4 separate regions of the Homo sapiens genome follow, and all the other regions are linked to region 1. A link is a loop called in an ENCODE intact Hi-C map of the cell type or tissue named here. Cell type or tissue: OCI-LY7. All regions are shown on one strand. Region 1 holds the start of VHRT (ventricular heart development associated lncRNA). Region 2 overlaps CUX2 (cut like homeobox 2). Region 3 overlaps CUX2 (cut like homeobox 2). Region 4 overlaps CUX2 (cut like homeobox 2).

Region 1 (5,000 bases):
GAGACAGAAAGAAAGTTCTAGGGCCATGCATGGTGAAGAGAATAGGAGAGACTTTTGGGGTTGGGACATACAGTGAAACAGTTTCATTTCCCCCAGGAAAAGCCAGCCAGAAAAAGTTAGGCTGGCCCTGTTCTCTTGGGTGACTTTGGACAAGGGAACAGGAGCCCAAGGGATTAAGGGGGAGGGTGTGCTAATACCTCTGTATCCTCACAGGGGGCCAGGGCATTTCACAAAGGACAAAAATAGATGAGAGAGAAGAAAGACAAAGAGGGATGGCTCATGGAATCCTCTCTGGAATGAAGGTGTGTGGCCAGCAAGGGCCTCGGAGGTGAGTCATGGTTTTACAAAGGGAACAGGCCCCAGGGAGGGGTATGGGCTGCCTGGTGCAATGCCCAGACACTGTCCTCAAGGTGAACCAGAGAATATTTAGACAAATGGAGAAAACCAGGATGATTTTAATTCGGAACAGAGAACTGGGACCCTGGATCAGTGAGGAATGTTCTGGGATGCAGGTGATGGAAATCCATTAGCAGCAGCTTAAACAAACGGGGGGTTCGTTTTCTCTCAAGAAGTTGGAGAACAGACAGTTCCACGGTTGTTCAGTAGCTGGACATGATTGGGGACCCCAGAGTTGTCTCTGTGACTCTGTGGGGGTTCCCTCTTGTGGTCCCAAGATGGTGGCAGCAGAGCCAAGTGTCCTGTCCTCACGACACTACGTTCAAAGCAGAAGCTGGGGCGGGGGTGGTGGCAGTGGGGGTGGGGTCAGGTGCAAATGTTTCTTTACTTCTTATGGAGGACAATATCTTCATGGGGAAGCCCCTAGGAGACTTTTCATACATCTCACTGGCCAGAACAAGGTAAGGCGCCCACATCTAGACCAAGTCTGACCTACCTGCTTTGACATCCAAGGTTCTTTGGCCTAATCCTGAACATAACCAGAGTTCTATTAGCAAGAAAAAAGACAGCAAATGGACTTGGGGTAGGCAATGAATAATGTCTGCTCCACCCACACCCCCAGTAACTGAAGTAATATTTCCCCAATATATATGGTACAGCACACAATATCCTGCAACAAAATGGTTCTATAGGCTGGGCGTGGTGGCTCACGCCTGTAATCCCAGCACTTTGGGAGGCAGAAGTGGGCGAATCATTTGAGGTCAGGAGTTCGAAACCAGCCTGCCCAACATGGTGAAACTCTGTCTCTACTAAAAATACAAAAATTAGCTGGGTGTGGTGGCGCATGCCTGTCATCCCAGCTACTTGGGAGGCTGAGGCAGAAGAAGCTCTTGAACCTGAGAGGCGGAGGTTGCAGTGAACTGAGATGATGCCATTGCACTCCAGCCTGCGCGACAGAGTGAGTCTCTGTCTAAAAAAAAAAAAAAAATTTTCTGTAGCCAACAAGAGAGTCTAGTTCAACAGGTTCCCCAGTTGCAGATCTTCTCAGAGCCTTTAAACAATGATGACTACTTATTGACTATTTGCCAGCTGCTGTGTCCATAGCTACATCTCTATTATCTCATTAAATCCTTATAATAACTCTAAGGGACAGAGGAAATAGAAACTAAGGAAGGGGGCAGAGCCAGGAATTGAACCCAGGACTCTGATTCTAGACTCCTATGCTGTCCTTTTACTACAGAGCAAACATCTACTAAAAGGGACAAGTTATTCTTCTCTGGGGGATACTGAATTAAGACTGAAAGCCTGGAAACTTCCAGCTTCTCTCTTGCTATTCCTTTCTCCCCGTAGATTGCCCCTGGCTCCTGGGAGAGGAATTCAGATTAAATCTCATGTCTTCGGTGTGGATTCCCAAAATTGAAGTCTGCTCTTTTTAAAATTTTTTTGGTAACACCTTGTTTTTCTCTTTCAGGGCACTTACCTTAGTTTTTAGTCAGGTATTTTCATTTATTTGTGCGTTAGGGACTTGTCTCTTTTACTGTAATATCGGCTCCATAAAGGCTGAGGTTTTTGTCTGTCTGTTTTGCTGCTGTAGCCCCAGCACCAAGAACCGTGGCTGGCACACAGTAAATTCACAGTAAAAATGTCGAGTCAATGAACAATCTTGACTTGGCTAATTGATAGGGTTTGGCTGTGTCCCCACCCAAATTTCATCTCCAATTGTATTCCCCACTTGTCGGGGGAAGGGCCTGGTGGGAGGTGATTGTATCATGGGGGCGGAGCTCCCCCTCCCCCTTGCTATTCTCGTGATAGAGCTCTCCTCACTTCTCTCTCTGTCTCTCCTGCCACCATGTGAAGAAGGTGCTTGTTTCCCCTTTGCCTTCCGCCATGAGTGTAAGTTTCCTGAGGTCTCCCAGTCATACTGCTGGTTAAGCCTGCAGAACGGTGAGTCCATAAAACCTCTTTTCTTCATAAATTACCCAGTCTCAGGTAGTTCTTTATAGCAGTGTGAGAATGGACTAATACACTAATACATTTCCTCTTTCTGAAACTGCATGTGCACATTTGTTAAAAAGGCTGGGTAAAAACTTGTTTTGAAATTCTGGTTTTGTGGGGTGGGTTTGATAAAAGGATACATGCTCACCACAAAACCTGCGAGGAAACCTAGGGAAACCAGAAATTCCAAAAAGAGATCCCTGGGAGTTGGCCTTGAATTGCACCTGGCTTCCATCACGGTCAGCCTTGGCCTCAACAGGAGAAACCCATTCATTGCGAGACGCGGACTCTGCTTGAATCCGGGTCCTGCAGCTGAGAGAATGGGCTGCATTTTTTTTCTCGGCTCCTCTTCCTTTCTGAAAAGGCCTCCCGCAGATCCATCTGGCTGCCTCACCCCCGATGACCTTTCCATCCTGTTCCTTTCCAAATTCCCAGGTGTACTTGTTTGAAATGTATCTGGCCCAATCGCTGAGCGTCCGCGCTGCATTTCTCCAAACTGCCCAGCAGGGGGCGGTGCTACCTCGGCTCCGCGCAGCCACGGCTTCCCGCTGGCGAACCAAGGGCGCGGAATCTGGAGAGGGCGAGGAACATCTTTCCTCCCACCTGTCCCCCGCCAAGCCTGCCAGACCCGTCTCATCCGTGCTGCTGCTTCTGAAAATCAGAAGAGTGAGGATGAAATAAAGTCTTCATAAAGGAAAACCATTTGCTTGTTTAGATTTCATTCATTCACTACTCAAATATTTACTGAGCTCCTACTGTGTGCCAAGCCTTGTTCTAAGCCCTGGGAGTCAACAGGGAACAAAACAGACACAAATTCCAATTCCTGCCTTCCTGGAGCAGTCCTTCCTGCTGGGGGCCGGTGGGCAGGAGGTCTTAGATGACAAACGTAATAAATAAGCAAACGACCTAGGAGGTTAGAAGTTGATACCTTCTATGGAGTAAAATAGGAAAATAGAACAAGGTAAGAGGGAAGAGAGACAGAGACAAAAAGGAAGAAAGAGAGAGATAAACACGATTTTTTTTTTTTTTTTTTTTTTTTTGAGACGGAGTTTCAGTCTGTCACCAGGCTGGAGTGCAGTGGTGCGATCTCGGCTCACTGCAACCTCTGCCTCCCAGGTTCAAGTGATTCTCCTGCCTCAGCCTCCCGAGTAGCTGGGTCTATAGGTGCGCGCCGCCACGCCCAGCTAATTTTTGTATTTTTAGTAGAGACGGGGTTTCACCATGTTGACCAGGACGGTCTCGTCTCTTGACCTTGTGATCCGCCCGCCTTGGCCTCCCAAAGTGCTGGGATTAGAGGCGTGAGCCACGGTACTCGGCTAATTTTTTTTTTTTTTTAATATACTTTATTGAGACAGAGTCTCTCTCTGTCACCCAGGCTGGAGTGCAGTGGCACCATCATAGCTCACTGCCGCCTGGAACTCCTGGGCTCAAGCGATCCTCTCACCTTAGCCTTCGAGTAGCTGGGACCACAGATGTGTGCCACCATGCCCAGGTATTTAAAAAAAACTTTTTTAAAATAATGTCTCATTTTGTTGCCCAGGCTGGTCTTGAACTCCCAGCCTCAAGCCATCCTCCCGCCTTGGCCTTTCAAAGTGCTGGATTACAAGCGTGAGCCACCGTGCACAGCCAAGACACAATTTTAAATCGAGCGGTCAGGAAGCCTCCTGGAGAAAATGACGTTTGAACAAAGACATGAAGAAAGTGGAGAATATTTGGAGAAAAGCATTTCAGGCAGAGGAAAGTGCCAGGGCAGAGGCCCCGAGGTGAGACTGTGCTAGCATGTTATTTAGTTTTTAGTTTTAAAAAGTGCAAAATAATATCCATTTACTGTGGGAAAATTAGACATTAAAAAAATCACTTCCTGTCCCTCTACCCAGAAATAACTGGTAACATGGTGGTGTATATTTTTGTGTTCTATTTTTAAGCATACACACATACATACGTGTGTGTGTATATTATATGTATTTTTTTTACAAAAATTGGGGTCATACCATCATACGGTTTCATAACCACTTATTTGCCTAATAATATAACAAGGCAATCATTCCATGTCAATAAATATTGATCCACATCATTACTGAAACGGTTGTAGAATGTTCCATCTCACAGATGTTCGGGATTTATTCAACCATTCCCCCACTAATGGGCATTTAGGTGATCTTCCCAATTATAAATAGCGATGCAGCCACCATTCTTGTAAAATTTCTACACTGTCTGAGTATCCAATTATTTCCTTCGGATGTGCTTCTAGAGTGGGAATGTTGGAGCAAAGGTTGTGCACTTTGCTCAACAGTCTGTGAGGCCTGCGTGTTTCTCAAGAGGGTTTGGGAGGGTTTCAGGGGGACCCTATAGCAGCCTGAGAATGTTTCATTTGGCAGGAAATCACCTTTTCTGAAGAGAAATGAGTACCCTACCACATTGCCAGGGCTTGCCTCTGTAGGGCTGGTCGTTTGGGTAATTTTAATTTTCTTCTTTATTCATTTCTATATTGTATTTTCGGTATTGGACATGCATTGCTTTTTGTATTAATTTTTCTAATGAAAGCAATTTTTCTTGTTATAAAAACCAAACACAAGAGAAGTACGTACAGTAGAAAGAAAAGGCCCACA
Region 2 (5,000 bases), 380 kb after region 1:
GGATTACAGGTGCAAGCCACCATGCTTGGCTAATTTTGTATTTTTAGTAGAGACAGGATTTCACCATGTTGGCCAGGATAGCCTCAAACTCCTGACCTAAAGTGATCCTCCCACCTCGGACTCCCAGAGTGCTGGGATTACAGGCATGAGCCACTGTGCCTGGCCTCGTTATTATGATTCTTATTTCACACCAGAATCACTCACAGGCCCACAGTTTGTTACATAGACTAAGCAGTGGCCCTGCCATCTCACTGATGGTCTGACCCTCACTCTTCTGGGAGGAGGAGACAGCCCCCCTACCCCACCAGGCTCCGGAGACTGAGCCCAACATGCAGATCCTGCCACAGATGCCTTCTTGCCTCCCCAGGCAGCATCACCCCGAGAATCCGCACGCCTGAGACAGGCTCAGACGACGCCATCAAGAGCATTCTAGAGCAGGCCAAGAAGGAGATCGAGTCGCAGAAGGGCGGTGAGTGTGACCCCTGCAGGCAAAGCCTGAGGCCCCCGGGGCCAGCTGCGAACAGGAGATGAGGCTTCGTCTACCTTTGTCCACCCCAGAGGGAATCCAAGGTGGATCAGAACCACCAGAGGCCAGAGGGACCTGTCTAGAGCGCATGGGTAGCTGTGGCACTGCTCAGAACCCTGCCATGGTTCCACACAGCTCTCAACATAAAATCTCAACCCTTGGCCAGGCGCAGTGGCTCATGCCTGTAATCCCAGCACTTTGGGAAGCCAAGGCAGGCTGATCACCTGAGATCAGGAGTTCGAGACCAGCCTGGCCAACATGGTAAAACCCCATCTCTACTAAAAATACAAAATTACCTGGGCATGGTGATATGTGCCTGTAATCCCAGCTACTTAGAAGGCTGAGGCAGGAGAATTGCTTGAACCCGGGAGGCGGAGGTTGCAGTGAGCCGAGATCACACCACTGCACTCCAGCCTAGGTGACAAAGCAAGACTCTGTCAGAAAAAAAAAAAGAAAAATATCCCAAGACTCGACAAGGCCTACAGGCCCTACAGTCTTCAGGCCCCTCCATGCCTGTCACATGAACTGTTCATAGTCATGCCCAGCTGCCGTGCACTCCACCCTGCGCCTCTGATGCTGTCCTTACCCCAGACACCTTTCACCTGGCCAACTCCTACTCATACCTATGACTCAACTCAGAAGTCACCTCCTGCAAGAAGATGGGTTGGACACTGCACCCGCTTCCCTCCACCCCCACCACAGTGACCTGTTTGCTTGGTGTAGTGGAGCTGGACTGGCCACAAATTCTGGCTCTGCTGTTTATTGGCTATGTGACCTTGGGCAAGTTACTTAGCCTCTTTGTGCCTTCATCGTCTTTGTTTGAGACAGATTCTCACTCTGTCACCCAGGCTGGAGTGCAGTGGCGCAGTCTCAGCTCACTGCAACCTCCACCTCCTTGGTTCAAGCAATTCTCCTGCCTCAGCCTCCTGAGTAGCTGGGATTACACGCACGCGCCACCACACCTGGCTAATTTTTTTTTTTTTTGTATTTTTAGTAGAGATGGGGTTTCACCATGTTGGTCAGGCTGCTCTTGAACTCCTGACCTCGTGATCCACCTGCCTCGGCCTCCCAAAGTGCTGGGATTACAGGCGTGAGCCACCGTGCCCCGCCCATCTTCTCATCTTTAAAATGGGGACTGTGGGAGGCCGAGGCGGGCGGATCACCTGAGGTCAGGAGTTAGAGACAAGCCTGCCCAACATGGCGAAACCCTGTCTCTACTAAACATACAAAAAAATTAGCTGGGCGTGGTGGCGCACGCCTGTAATCCCAGCTACTCAGGAGGCTGAGGCAGGAGAATCTCTTGACCACAGGAGGCAGAGCTTACAGTGAGCCGAGATCACACCACTGCACTCCAGCCTGGGTGACAAAAGCAAAACTCCATCTCAAAAAGAAAAAAAAAAATGGGGACTGTATTAGTTTTCCTTTCTTAGGGTTGTGTGAGGATCAAATGAGGTCAGTGTAATCCTGAAAGATCAGCCATCATTACAGCAAATATTATCATTATTACCTCCCTGTTGCAGTTCTGCGCTGTCACAAACGACTCTGCTGGTGTGGCTGTCCCTCCGTCTGCTGTGGGGGCTTCTTGCAGCCAGGGACCGAGTTCCATCCTCACACCCAGCACAGCGTAGACTGACTGAGACCCTGGACTCCGGTTTCAAAGCCCTCTTCCATTTTTGCAGTGTCTGCTGCCCCCTGGTGGCTGCTCCGAGCAGGTGTCCTGAATCCCTCCAGTTGCCGCCAGGAGCCGAGATGTTTCCCAATCAATGGCCCTCCCTCCTGCCTGGTCCCCGGGAGGGGTGAGGGGATAAGGGATTACCCGGCTACCCTGCCCCACCTGTAAAATCCCCTGAGCCTAATTTCCCTCTTGGTCAGTTCCAGTAGCAAGAGAGATGCAAGACAGAGAAGGATGTAATTATGCAGTAAACATTTATTAAGCACCTACTGTGGTCTAGACACAGATTTCAGATATGGGTGAGACATGATATGGAGATGAAAAGAACCATGAGAAATAACTAGCCAGGGCTGGGTGTGGCAGCTAACTCCTGACCTCGTGATCCACCTGCCTCGGCTCCCAAAGTGCTGGGATTACAGGCGTGAGCCACCGTGCCCAGACCATCTTCTCATCTGGGCCTCTGGGAGGCCGAGGCCAAGGCGGGCAGATCACCTGAGGTCAGGAGTTTGAGACTAGCCTGGACAACATGGTGAAACCCCGTCTCTGCTAAAAATACAAAAATTGGCTGGGCATGGTGGTAGGTGCCTGTAATCCCAGCTATTTGGAGGCTGAGGCAGGAGAATTGCTTGAACCTGGGAGGCAAAGGTTGCAGTAAGCGGAGATCACACCACTACACTCCAGCCTGCGCAACAAGAGCAAAACTCAGTCTAAAAAAAAAAAAAAAAAAAAAAAAAAAAACCCCATCTCCTCTAAAAATACAAAAATTAGCTAGGTGTGGTGGCACACACCTGTGGTCCCAGCTACTCAAGAGGCTGAGGCAGGAGGATCACCTGAGCCCAGGAGGCAGAGGTTGTAGTGAGCCGAGATCTCATCACTACACTCCAGCCTGGGTGAGAGTGAGATGCTGTCTCAAAAAAAAATAATAGAAAAAGAAATAACTAGCCAAAGTCTCCCACTAAACCGACAGGACAACTGAGGCTAGGGAGGGAAGACATGAGTTCAGTTACACAGAGACAGAGGGAAACCCCAGGTCTCTCACCTCTTTATACAGCACTTTCTCCTGGGGGTCGGAAGCAGGCACCAGGGCAATGTCAAAGACAGCATCGCAGCAGAGGAAAACGTTTGCTCTCCATGGGCCAGCCAGTAGTCTTATATTCAGGGTCTAGGAGTTCAGCAAGAGGAAAAATACAAAGGTTATTGCCCCATACCCCTGGCAAAAAAAATGAATGCTAAGCAGTGGGCACATGAGCCGCTGCCAGGGAGGAAATGAATGTGACTAACTGCTCAATCACGAGTTCTACTTCTGGGATTGGAAGGAAATGTCCAGAATGGGGACAGGGGTTTATATATAAGCTGTTCCATCATTGTTCATAAGAGTGACAAACTGGAAACAAAACAACCTAAGTGTCCAGCAGTGGGGGATCTGGTAAGTAAAGCAGATAATATCCCTTTAGCAGCATGTGCAGCCCTTAAAGGTAGAACTTTTAATGATAAGAAAAAATGGGGCCGGGCACAGTGGCTCACGCCTGTATAATCCCAACACTTTGGAAGGCCAAGACAGATGGATCACTTGAGGTCAGGAGTTGGAGACCAGCCTGGACCACATGGCAAAACCCCATCTCTACTAAAAATACAAAAATTAGCCAGGCATGGTAGTAGGAACCTGTAATCCCAGCTACTCAGGAGGCTGAGGCAGGAGAACCACTTGAACCTGGAAAGCAGAGGTTGCAGTGAGCCGAGATCGCGCCATTGCACTCCAGCCTGGGCAACAGAGCAAGACTCGGTCTCAAAAAAAAAGAAAAAATTTAGCTGGGCATAGTGGCAAATGCATGTAGTCCCAACTACTTGAGAGGCTGAGGCAGGAAGATCGCTTAAACCCAGGAGTTTGAGACTAGCCTGGGCAACATACCAAGACCCTGTCTCCAAAAAAGAAAAAAAGAAAAAAAACACTCATGTTGATACTAAATGGGGACAAACCAGACTACACTTCCACATATCGAGTATGATCATGCGATGCATGTAGTTTAGAAAACAGACTGGAAGGGAATACATGAGAATATTTCACGTGGTTGCTCCTAAGAGACAGTAAGGGTGACTTTCATTTTGATCTTGACTTTTTGTGCTTTTTTTTGCATGCTCCTCTGTGCTCCCATAGTAGGCAAGTATGAGTTTTTTTTAATCGAGGTAAAATTCTCATAACATAAAATTAAGCTTTTTTTTTTTTTTTTGAGACAGAGTTGTGCTCTTGTTGCCCAGACTGGAGTGCAGTGGCGCAATCTCGGCTCACCACAACCTCCGCCTCCTGGGTTCAAGTGATTCCGCCTCAGCCTCCCGAGTAGCTGGGATTACAGGCATGTGCCACCACGCCCGGTTAATTTTTTTTTTTTTAATTTTTAGTAGAGACGGGGTTTCTCCGTGTTGGTCAGGCTGGTCTCAATCTCCTGACCTCAGATGATCCGCCTGCCTCAACCTCCCAAAATGCTGGGATTACACGCTTGAGCCACCGCGCCCGGCACTTCTTTTTTTTTTTTTTTTTTGACAGAGTCTTTAGCTCTGTCGCCCAGGCTGGAGTGCAGTGGTGTGATCTCGGCTCACTGCAACCTCCACTTCCCAGGTTCAAGCAATTCTCCTGCCTCAGCCTCCTGAGTAGCTGGGATTACAGGTGCGTGCCACCACGCCCAGCTAATTTTTGTATTTTTAGTAGAGACGGGGTTTCACCACGTTGGCCAGACTGGTTTCAAATTCCTGAGGTCAAGTGATCGGCCTGCCTCAGTCTCCCAAAGTGCTGGGATTACAGACGTG
Region 3 (5,000 bases), 240 kb after region 1:
GTTTTTTAATAAAGCTCACCAGGAGCCAGATATCAATTTCTGTCAGAGAGACGCAGAGCATCTGAACCAGAACTAAATAAAAATAAACATTAAACAATTATTGGAATTTAGGTTTATTTAAAAAATCAGCAGGGTTGAGGGAACCAGCCACCCATTAGCGAGGCAGAACTATCGGGCCTTTTAACAACCCGCTGGTTCTTGGCTGCCAGAGAGATTTGGGCTGTCCAAGCTGTAGAAACTCCAGATCCTATTGATTAAAGATGATGCAGTAACGAACAAATTATATCATCGTGGCTGCTTGTGGTGCTGGCCAACACTGGCTACCTGTTTGTCTTGATGGAAATGGCTCTATCTGGGGGACTCCGGGAGGGTGGTTCAGTGTCCCCATCCCAGCCAGCGCTTTCCACTCTGTGCAGTTCCTGCAGCTGGGTGGAGGCTCCGAACCTCGAGCTGTCTGGGGTTCTTGTGTTTTTCTCCTCTCTGTCCCTTCCATGGACATCTGTAGTTTAAAAGGAGTCTGTGTCTTGTCAACCAAATCAATGCAAATAACCAGTGAACGTTTCTCGACTTTTCAGTAATAATTGATCTTCCCAGAACTGATATCGTTTGGAAAACGTAAGTAAGGAGATCAGCAGTGAGCCAGATGTCCACACTAAGAGAATATAACTGCTCTGAGTTATAGGAAAAGAAATGATTTCCCTTCCAGCTTTAGCTCCAAGAGCTGAGCAAACTGCCGTGCAGCATCGAGAAGCTTCCAATAAACTCGGGGCTTAGTTCGAGGCAGCCTCAGCCTCTCAGCCAGAAGACTTGGGTGAGTGCGGGACTGGAATCTTCCAAGCTGATGGGCAGACTTCTTGCCTGCAAATTTTTGGTCTCTAGGTTTTTATCTGGAAGCTGTCTGCACAGCCAGTTGCTGTCAGGGAGAGAGAGGTTTGTTGTTCTTCTTGAGGGATGTTCAGGCTTAGACCCTGAGCTGGGCATCTACTGCGTGGGAGTCTCCCCTTGGCTGGTTCTTTGGTTGATGTTCTTGTTGTTCTAATTTGATGGTCATTCCCATACATTGCTGTGATTGGCTCCTGACTTGACCAGGGTGATACTCAGAAAGTCAAATGGGGACGGGGACAGGGTTGATCTGTGGGCTGGTGGATGGAAAATAGGATGCCAGGGGGCACTTTCTTTATGAACACTGTCATTCTTCCAGAACTCATTCATTTGTTCATTTGAGCATTCATTCATGTGCTCATGCAACATATAGTTCCGGGGCACCTACTCTCTTCTAGGCACGATGAGGTGCTGGGCGCACAGGGGTACCTGCCCTCCTGGAGCTTTTAGTCTAGCTATGAAGAGGCACAGACTTGAAATAGTTCCTGATGACATCACAGTTGCCATAGTGCTTCATAGAGGTGAGGAGGCAGCAGCAGGGGCTCACGACAGCAGGAAACTGGCCTCATGTTGGGGTGTTGGTCTGCTGGAAGTAATGTTTAAGCTGCAACTTGGCTGAGGGGTAGGCCTGAGTTAGGCCATTGATTTTCAGACTTGAGCATGCATTTAAATCACCTGAAATTTCCTTGAAAAAAATCGCCAGGCTCTACCCTCAGAGTTTCTGATTCAGTAGGTCTGGAGCCCGTCCAAGAATTTGCATTTCTAACAAGATCCCAGGTGACACTGATCCTGCTGGGCCAGAGACTTTGGGAACCACTGAACTGGGCAAAGAATTGGGAGGAGAGGGCATTCAGGTAGCGGAAACTGCACGTACAAAGGTCCTGGGGCTGGTTTGGGCTTGGCAGTTTCCAGGAACCAAATGAAGGGCCAGAGGGTGGAGCAAAGCACAAGGACTGTGGGAGGAAATGCTGTAGAGAAGCAGGCAGGGCCCTGACCACACAGGCCTTGCAGACTGGGCTGGAGAGTTCAGATTTGATCTGAAATGGAATGGGGAGTCCGGGGAGGTTTTAAGCAGGGAAGTATCAACATCCAGTTTACATCTTGAAATGCCCTGTCTGGCTGCCAGGGTGGAAGTGAGATGGCAGAGAATTGCATGGAGCCAGGGAGGCCCCTGCAAGCATCCAGGCAGGAATTGGCAGTGACCAGACCAGGCTGATGACAGCAGGCATGGAGAGGCACGGGACGTGTCTGAATGAGTCCACGCTCCTGCTTTCCAGGAAGTTTTCCTGATCAGTTTGGTTCCACCCTTCAATCTGTGAACCCTAATTTCTCACTTGAAGAAGTTGTCCTATGTTGACGTGACATTAGCAGTTCCTTGAGGGTAGGGCTGTGTGTGTCATATGTGAGTCACATGCAGCCCCTAGTTGGATACACAATACCTTATACTAGCTGGCCAAAAGCACGGGACAGTTTACCTGCAATGGTTACCACATCCAGTTTTCCAAATACCCTGCAGGAAAGGTGGAGTTGTGCCCATTTTGCAGAGGGGGAAAACTGAGATTCAGAAAGGGCACGGGATACTCCCAAGCTCCCCAAGGTGGGCTGAAGGAAAAGCAAGATTCCCTCTACAGACTGGGGTGCCCTCTGGTGACCAGACAAAGGGAACAGGGACATCACCACCCGTGAACCCTAGACAGCAACCACAATTCTCTTTGGAGGTATCAGCAGCCTTCCCCAGGATGATGATCAGGCCACCGGAAATATTAAGCAGATAGAGAAGAAATTGCAGTTTTGAAGAAGTCAAAAATGGCCAAATAGCAGCAGTTTCCTGTGGTTCAACTGAAATCAAAATATAAAGAGGAAATCTTACAATTCCAGAAAATTCTGCTACAGCATGAGGAAGAGGAGTCACCATGCAGTCTAAATTGTCTCTGGAAGCAGCTCCCCCCCACACACAGAAGAGGGGGCCGTACAGGGATGCAGCATCTTAGAATCAGTCTATAATGCAATCAATTTTGTACATCCCTGGTGAAACAGCAACATTTATTTAACGTCTTTTATAGAGCAGCTGAGTTTTATCACAAATCACATTCCATTTCTATTCATCTGGGACTCCTTGAAGGCTAAAATGCACTTACTTTTCTCCGAGGAAATTTACCAATTCCTCAGTAAAGACCCATTTGCCTCTGTATGTAAAATTGACACATTTATTGAATATTAAACATTTAAGGTTTTTTTTACCAACCCCCTCCCCACCCACACCTTTTTTTTTTTTTTTTTTTTACACTTTTCCACAAAGCTTCATAGTCATTAGGGAACCTTCCTCAAAGTGGTGAGAAACACATATTTATGGGCAGAAACCAGCCGACATTTAAATTTGGGGCTTTCTGATTACTGGGAAATGGTCAAGTGACATCATAAATTTATAGAGCAGCACCCCATGCCTTTGAGTGGCCTCTCTAAGCTGTGTGCTTTTCCCATCTCTTTGTGGCAGGCTTGGTCACGCGGCAATATCGTGTTGGGTTCTCAACAAAAGTTTTTTTGTCTACACTCATAACATTTGCAGAAGGTAGGGACTGCCTCCCTGGCAATAAATTGTGCTAATTAGCATGAGGGCCTATTAATAAAGCAAGTTTTCTTTTATCCATGTTACTGAATGGTCGGAGACATCAGTTAAAGTGTATGTTCAAGACAATGTCTTTTTCACCGCCGGTTGCAATGTTTTTGTTTAAAAAAAAAAAGTAAGCGGGGATCTGGGCAGCTTATTGTACATGTTTTTGTGTCTTTAACATGAGAGACGGCTGAACTGTTGAACTTAGGTCTTGAATGTTGGGTCCAGATCTCCTACCTCTGTCTCTAAATCAAGGCATTAGGTGGCAGGGGCGGGAAGGCAGTGGGTGCTTTTCCCTAGATTGGGGGGAGAACTGATGGGGTTTGAGGAGTCTCTTCTTCTTCTTCTTCTTTTTTTTTTTTTTTTTTTTTTTTTGAGAGACAGAGTTGTTTCACTCTGTTGCCCAGGCTGCAATACAGTGATGCGATCACAGCTCACTGCATCCTCAAACTCCTGGGCTTAAGCAATCCTCCTGCCTCAGCCTCTTGAGTACCTGGGAACACAGGTGTGCACCACACCTAATTTTTTTTTTAATTTTGTAGAAACAGGGTCTCACTATATTGCCCAGGCTGGTCTTGAACTCCTGGCCTCGAGCAATCCTCATGCCTTGGCCTCCCAAAAGTGCTGAGATTACAGGTGTGAGCCACCATGCCCAGTGTGAGGAATATCTTCCTAATGAGCTTGGGGATCGGGGAGACTCAGGCTCCAGTCCTGACTTCCCTACCTGCCATCTTTGTAACCTTAAGCAAGTGACTTTTACCTCTTGAAGCCTCAGTTTCCTCTTCTATTACATAAGGATAACCACAGTGCCCATGTCATGGGGCTGTGGGCAGGATTAAATGAACTAATCCATGGAAGATTCTGGAAGGAACCCCAAACATCATTGCTCTTGTCCTGGGGACTTTATTCAGTGCCAGGTTTGGATGGGGAAAAAAAGGTTGTTGTGTCCAACCCCCACTCCAGGCTCTATTTTCCCTCCACAGGATCTATCAGGTCACCAGTATATGCTGGGCCACCTTTGGGGACAGGGCTCCTGACCATCAGGGCTGCTTTCCTTTGTTGGGCTGAAACTTGTTCACATGTGACTTCCTTGGCCCACACAGATCTGAACTCCTCTCCCATTCATTCCCCAATTCCTCCAGTCTGTTCACCGGAGGAAATGCCTGCAGGTCCTTTGAGATCCAGTTTTCTCAACCTCGCACATGAAGGGCATTTTGGACTGGAAAATTTCTCATTGCAGGGTCGTCCTGTGCCTTGTAAGATGTTTAGCAACATCTCCAGCCTCCACCCACTAGACGCCAGTAGTACACCCCTAGTTGTGACTATCAAATATATCTTTAGACATAGCCAAATGTCCCCCAGAGGACAAAATCACCCCTGCTTGAGAACCACTGTTCTAGAGTTTTGGGTCTTCCCCGTGCTGGGCTCCTTCAGGATGTCTTATCTCTGTGCCCTCTGGCATGCCAGCACCCCTGTGGCTTATGCATCCAAAATGTTTTCCGTGCCT
Region 4 (5,000 bases), 360 kb after region 1:
CCCCCCAACCCCGGCCTGGGTCCCCTGAGCTACCTAGGCCCATGGAGAGACCTCATCTGCCCCGCACTGCCCACCCCAGCCACTGCACATCCCTCTCACCAGCCTGAGCCCCTTTAGGGGCAGGAAACTCACTCACCGTCACCAGTTCTGACTGAGAGAAAGATCTCCCTCACTACCCGAGCTCTCATTCTGCCTGCTGGGCTTCGCAGAAGGAGTGGGCTCCACCTCCCTGGGAGACCCAGCTCCTTCCCACTCGGAGGTGGGGCCTCACCCTGCCTCTGCTTTCTCCCAGCGCTAAAGGCTACGCAGGCAGAGCTGCTAGAGCTGCGGCGGAAGTACGACGAGGAGGCAGCATCCAAGTAAGTGAGCCCTGCTGAGGTGTACCTCCTCCCTTGGAGGCCTCCCAGACAGGCCTCCTCCTTCTGACCCTCCAGTACTTGCCTCCTCCCTCTGACCCTCCCAGACACACCTCCTCCCTCTGACCCTCCAGTACTTGCCTCCACCCTCTGGCCATCCCAGACACGCCTCCACCCTCTGGCCCTCCCAGAGAGGCCTCCTCCCTCTGACCCTCCAGTACTTGCCTCCACCCTCTGGCCATCCCAGACACGCCTCCACCCTCTGGCCCTCCCAGAGAGGCCTCCTCCCTCTGACCCTCCAGTACTTGCCTCCACCCTCTGGCCATCCCAGACACGCCTCCACCCTCTGGCCCTCCCAGAGAGGCCTCCTACCTCTGACCCTCCAGTACTTGCCTCCACCCTCTGGCCGTCCCAGAGAGGCCTCCTCCCTCTGACCCTCCAGTACTTGCTTCCACCCTCTGGCCCTCTCAGGCCTTCTCCCTCTGACCCTCCCAGACACGCCTCCTCCCTCTGACCCTTCCAGACAGGCCTCCTCTCTCTGACCCTCCAGTACTTGCCTCCTCCCTCTGACCCTCCCAGATATGCCTCCACCCTCTGGCCCTCCCAGACAGGCCTTCTCCCTCTGACCCTCCCAGACACGCCTCCTCTCTCTGACCCTCCCAAACACGCCTCCTCCCTCTGATCATCCCAGACACGCCTCCACCCTCTGGCCCTCCAGTACTTGCCTCCTCCTTCTGATCCTCCAGGACTTACATCCTCCCTCTGTCCCTCCAGACATGTCTCTTCCCTCTGACCTCTCAGACATGCCTCCTCTTTCTGACTCTTCTCCTTCCTCTGAGTCTCGGCTGGAGGCCCCCGTTTCATTAAGCACCTCTGCTCCTCACCCCCAAAGGCACACAGCTGTCATTTGCTGTGCCACTCACACACCACAGCCATAAATAATGTCCTGGGACCTGGGCTGAGTGAGGGGCTGCTTGGTGGGGGCCTCCCCCTTTGCTCTGGGCCCCTGGGACTGTCCCCGCTCCCCAGCTCCACACTCCAATCCTCAGGGGCTGAGAGGCATTCACCTAAATTACTCTGGACTCAAGCGTTTCTTTAGGCTTTAAGAAATCATTCATTCTGCAAACACTTATTGAGCACCTGCTGTTTATCCAGTGCTGTTCTGGGTCCTTGGAGGAAACATGAGAACATGACCCGGTCCTCAGTCAAGGAGAGGAGACAAAAACTGATGTGCAGTGATACATTTGTTCATTCACACATATTGAGCACTTACGGTATGCCCAGCACTGTTCTTGGCACATGGCAAATGCTACAAAGGGAAGAACTGGGGATGGGAAAAGAGAATGACAAGCAGGGGTAGGTCCTTTATCCAGGGTAGTCAGGGAGAACTCCCTGGAGGAGGTGGCTTTCAGAATGAGGAGAAGGCCATGTGAAGAAAGCAGGGAAGGGTGCTCCAGGCAGCAGGAACAGCTTGAGCCAAGGAAGGCCCTAAGCATGCATGAAGCATGTGTGTGGCCTTGGGTCACAAAGTGCTCCCCACGTGCCCCCCGCGTCTCCCACCCCCTGCTAACAGAGGGGATGCCTCTCCCAAGCCCCTCCATGCTGGCAGCCTGCAGGGGGCTGGGCAGCGCAGTAAACAAGTGACCACTGGGGACAGTGCAGGGCGGCCTCCCCGGAGAACACTGTGATCAGGGTTTTAAAGCCGGGGGCTGTTCTCTTGAGGATGGGCATTCCAGGCACTACCAGGACAAAGGCTTGGAGGTGGAGTTCAGAGAGTGGCCCCTGGGGGAGAGGGGAGGCCAGGCTGTCCTGAAGAGGTGCAGTGCTGACGCCCTACTCCCTTTTCCTCGAAGCCTAGGCTCTTTTCTCCCCAGCCCGATTTCTCTCCTGTAGCAAGGCCTTCAGCCCTCCCCTGGGCTCAGGCAGGGGCTGGGGGTGTCAGGAGGGGCGGGGGCCTGGAGCCCGCCGGAAGCCCTTCCTCAGGGCCTCATCTTTGTGTCTCAGGGCAGATGAAGTCGGCCTGATCATGACCAACCTGGAGAAAGCTAATCAGGTGAGGAGGCGCAGTTCCCACCCGTGGGTGCCAGAGGCTCCCTCTGCCTGGGGTGGGGGTCTCGGGCCAGATGAGGAGGAAGGGACTGAGCTTCATCAATATTTATTCAACTGTGGGTCTTGTGCATGCCAAGTGAGGGAGCCAGGAGGAGTCTGGGCCCCAGGCCCTGCCCTCCCCAAGCTCCCAGGGTGGGCCCAGGGTAGGGGGTTGGGGTAGGGAATGCAGACAGACACACTTGGAAATAGAGTGCTCCAAGCAGCAACAGGCAGGAAGGGGCCGCTGACCCAGACTGCGGGAGTCCAGGAAGACGTCCTAGAGGAAGGGATGTGGAGCTAAGACCCAAAGAATAAATGACAGCATATCTAGGCATGGATTCTAAGTGGGGCTCCCGCCTCCTGCCTTCCTCCGGCTCAGAGGTGCTGCCATCTGGTGGGCAGAGTCAGGCAGGACTTTAAAAGAAGGGCAGCCACAGCCAGGGGGCTCCAGCCCGGAGTCTTGAGTGCCCACCATGTCTGTCCCCCAGCTCCCTGCAATGCCACCAGCCAGAGACATGGCCAGGAGAGGCCAGCAGGGCCTTGAGCCCTCTGTCCCTTGGCTCATCTTCCTGCCTGTGGGGTGGGAGAAGATGCCCACCCGCCCTGAGGTCTGCGGGCCCGCACTGTGGCAGGGAGAGAGGTCATTTTCCCCAGGGGCAGTTAAAAGGGGCCTCTTGGAAGACATTTTGAAGCTGGGTTTCAGAGTCCTGATGCTGTCCCCTGAGGGAGGGCAGCCAGGTAGAAGGCTCAGCAGGAGCAGAGGCCCGAGGTGTGGCTCTTTGGGCGCAGGGTGGGGGCACTCCCTCCTACAGAGGAGACTTGGATAAAAGGGCTGATTCTATGTCCCTGGGAAGCCACCAGAAGGTGCAGGCCTGGGCTGGAAGTGCTGAGACTCTATGAGCCCCTACCCCTATAGAAGCAGTGTCCCCTAGGAGGGTCGGGAAGGCCAAAGTCAGGGCTAGGTTACCGTGGTGGTGGTAACCGCAGTGGCTTCCCTGAGCTTAGGTCCAGCATATTTTTCTGAAATGATCATTAAGTAAGCCCCATTTTGTATAGGCTACATAGCCTTTTTAGAATGATTTTTTGAATAGGTAATGCATTCATGTAGTTCAGAACTCAAGAAGCTACACAAGGGCCTGTCTAGGAAAGTCCAGCTCTCCTCCGAGTTCTCCTCCCCTGCAGCAGCCTCTCTCACCAGCCCCTGGGTTCTCCTTCCAGAGATGGTCAATCCATTCACAAGCCCACGAATATATCTTTTTGTGGGGGGCAAGGGGGACAGGGTCATACTCTGTCGCCCAGGCTGGAGTGCAGTGGCACAATCATGGCTCACTGTAGCCTTGACTTCCCCGGCTCAGGTGATCCTCCCACCTCAGCCTCCCAGGTAGCCAGTTAGCTGGGAACAGAGGCGTGTGCCACCACGCCGTGCTAATTTTTTGTATTTTTTTGTAGAGATGAGGTTTCACCATGTTGCCCAGAATATATCTATTTTAACCAGCGGCCTCTTTTTGTTGAGACAGGCAGGGTCTCACTTTGTCATCCAGTCTGGAGTGCATTGCAGCGATCACAGCTCACTGCAGCCTCAACCTCTGGGGCTCAAGCAATCCTCCTGCCTCAGTCCCCCAAGTAGCTGGGACTACAGGCACGCACCACCACATCCGGCTAATTTTCATATGTTTTGTAGAGATGCGGTTTTGCCATGTTGCCCAGGCTGATCTCAAACTCTTGAGCTCAAGCAGTCCACCCTCCTGGGCCTCCCAAAGCACTGGGATTAGAGGTGTGAGCCTCTGTGCCCAGCCACCCCTTTTAAAAACAAAATGATAATATACTATGCATACCATTGTGAACCTTACTTTTCCCCGTCTATATCTTTGAGCTCCTTCCGTATCAGTATAGAAAGCAGTTCCTCCTCTGTTTTACGGCTGTGTGGTGTTCCTCAGCAGGGTGCACCATCGTCTAACCCAGGGGAGGGCAAACTTTCTATAAAGAGTCAGAGAGTAAATATTTTCAGCTGTGCAATCCATACAGTCTCTGACACAGATTTTCAACTTTGCCATTATAGCATGAAAGCATAGACAATATGTAAGTGAATGAGCATGGCTGTATTCCAATAAAACTTTATAAGAACAGGCAAGACTGCACACAATAGCTCATGCCTCTAATCCCAACACTCTGGGAGGCCGAGGTGGGATGATCACTTGAGCCCAGGAGTTTGAGACCAGCCTGGGAAACATAGGGAGACCTCATCTCTACAAAATATTTAAAAACTATCCAGGCATGGTGGTGTACGCCTGTAGTCCCAGCTGCTCAGGAGGCTGAGGTGGGACGATCACCTGAGTCCAGGAAGATGGAGGCTGCAGTGAGCTATGATCACACTACTGCATTCCAGCCTGGACAACAGAGTGAGACCCTATCTCAAAAAAAAAAAAAAAAAAATCCAGCTTATAGTACTTGGAATAGGAAGCACGTCTAATAATGTTTTCCTGAGTCCAAAACTAAAACCCACACATTATGGAGACGTATAGAGAAGAAAATAAATGTCAGTGTATTAGGTTTTTA

Evidence for each region. Peaks named below come from ENCODE experiments on the same cell type or tissue, not always from the same donor. Only the 100,000 strongest peaks of a DNase experiment are listed, where the experiment ranks them.
Region 2: a loop joins it to region 1, with 8 times the contacts of the local background. A loop is called at or near these places in 87 of 110 quality-filtered maps.
Region 3: a loop joins it to region 1, with 5 times the contacts of the local background. A loop is called at or near these places in 13 of 110 quality-filtered maps.
Region 4: it touches region 1 in a loop (9-fold over the local background); 79 of 110 quality-filtered maps call a loop at or near these places.

What each region holds. Positions count from the first base shown.
Region 1 is chr12:110,934,359-110,939,358 of GRCh38, forward strand. It overlaps VHRT (ventricular heart development associated lncRNA), which reads left to right and starts at 2,244. Exons shown (of 2, transcript NR_036513.1): 1 at 2,244-2,340; 2 at 2,827-3,090. RefSeq lists enhancers at 1,507-2,200, 2,201-2,894, 3,589-4,281 and a silencer at 2,807-3,101. In OCI-LY7, CTCF peaks have their summits at 2,896 (motif pointing right) and 3,097; a DNase peak (open chromatin) is centred at 2,923.
Region 2 is chr12:111,311,733-111,316,732 of GRCh38, forward strand. It overlaps CUX2 (cut like homeobox 2), which reads left to right. Exons shown (of 22, transcript NM_015267.4): 16 at 368-469. LOC105369983 (a long non-coding RNA gene) reads right to left here. Exons shown (of 4, transcript XR_945341.2): 2 at 3,238-3,360. Among named protein-coding and RNA genes, the nearest start is that of MIR6760, 10 kb to the left of the region's middle. In OCI-LY7, CTCF peaks have their summits at 2,224 (motif pointing left) and 2,432; a DNase peak (open chromatin) is centred at 2,219.
Region 3 is chr12:111,172,197-111,177,196 of GRCh38, forward strand. The region is part of intron 1 of CUX2 (cut like homeobox 2); the gene reads left to right. Among named protein-coding and RNA genes, the nearest start is that of MIR6760, 130 kb to the right of the region's middle. In OCI-LY7, a CTCF peak has its summit at 2,527 (motif pointing left); a DNase peak (open chromatin) is centred at 2,545.
Region 4 is chr12:111,296,181-111,301,180 of GRCh38, forward strand. It overlaps CUX2 (cut like homeobox 2), which reads left to right. Exons shown (of 22, transcript NM_015267.4): 8 at 293-359; 9 at 2,361-2,409. The region is part of intron 2 of LOC105369983 (a long non-coding RNA gene); the gene reads right to left. Among named protein-coding and RNA genes, the nearest start is that of MIR6760, 5.5 kb to the right of the region's middle. RefSeq lists an enhancer at 2,711-3,704. In OCI-LY7, CTCF peaks have their summits at 2,846 (motif pointing left) and 3,053; a DNase peak (open chromatin) is centred at 2,821.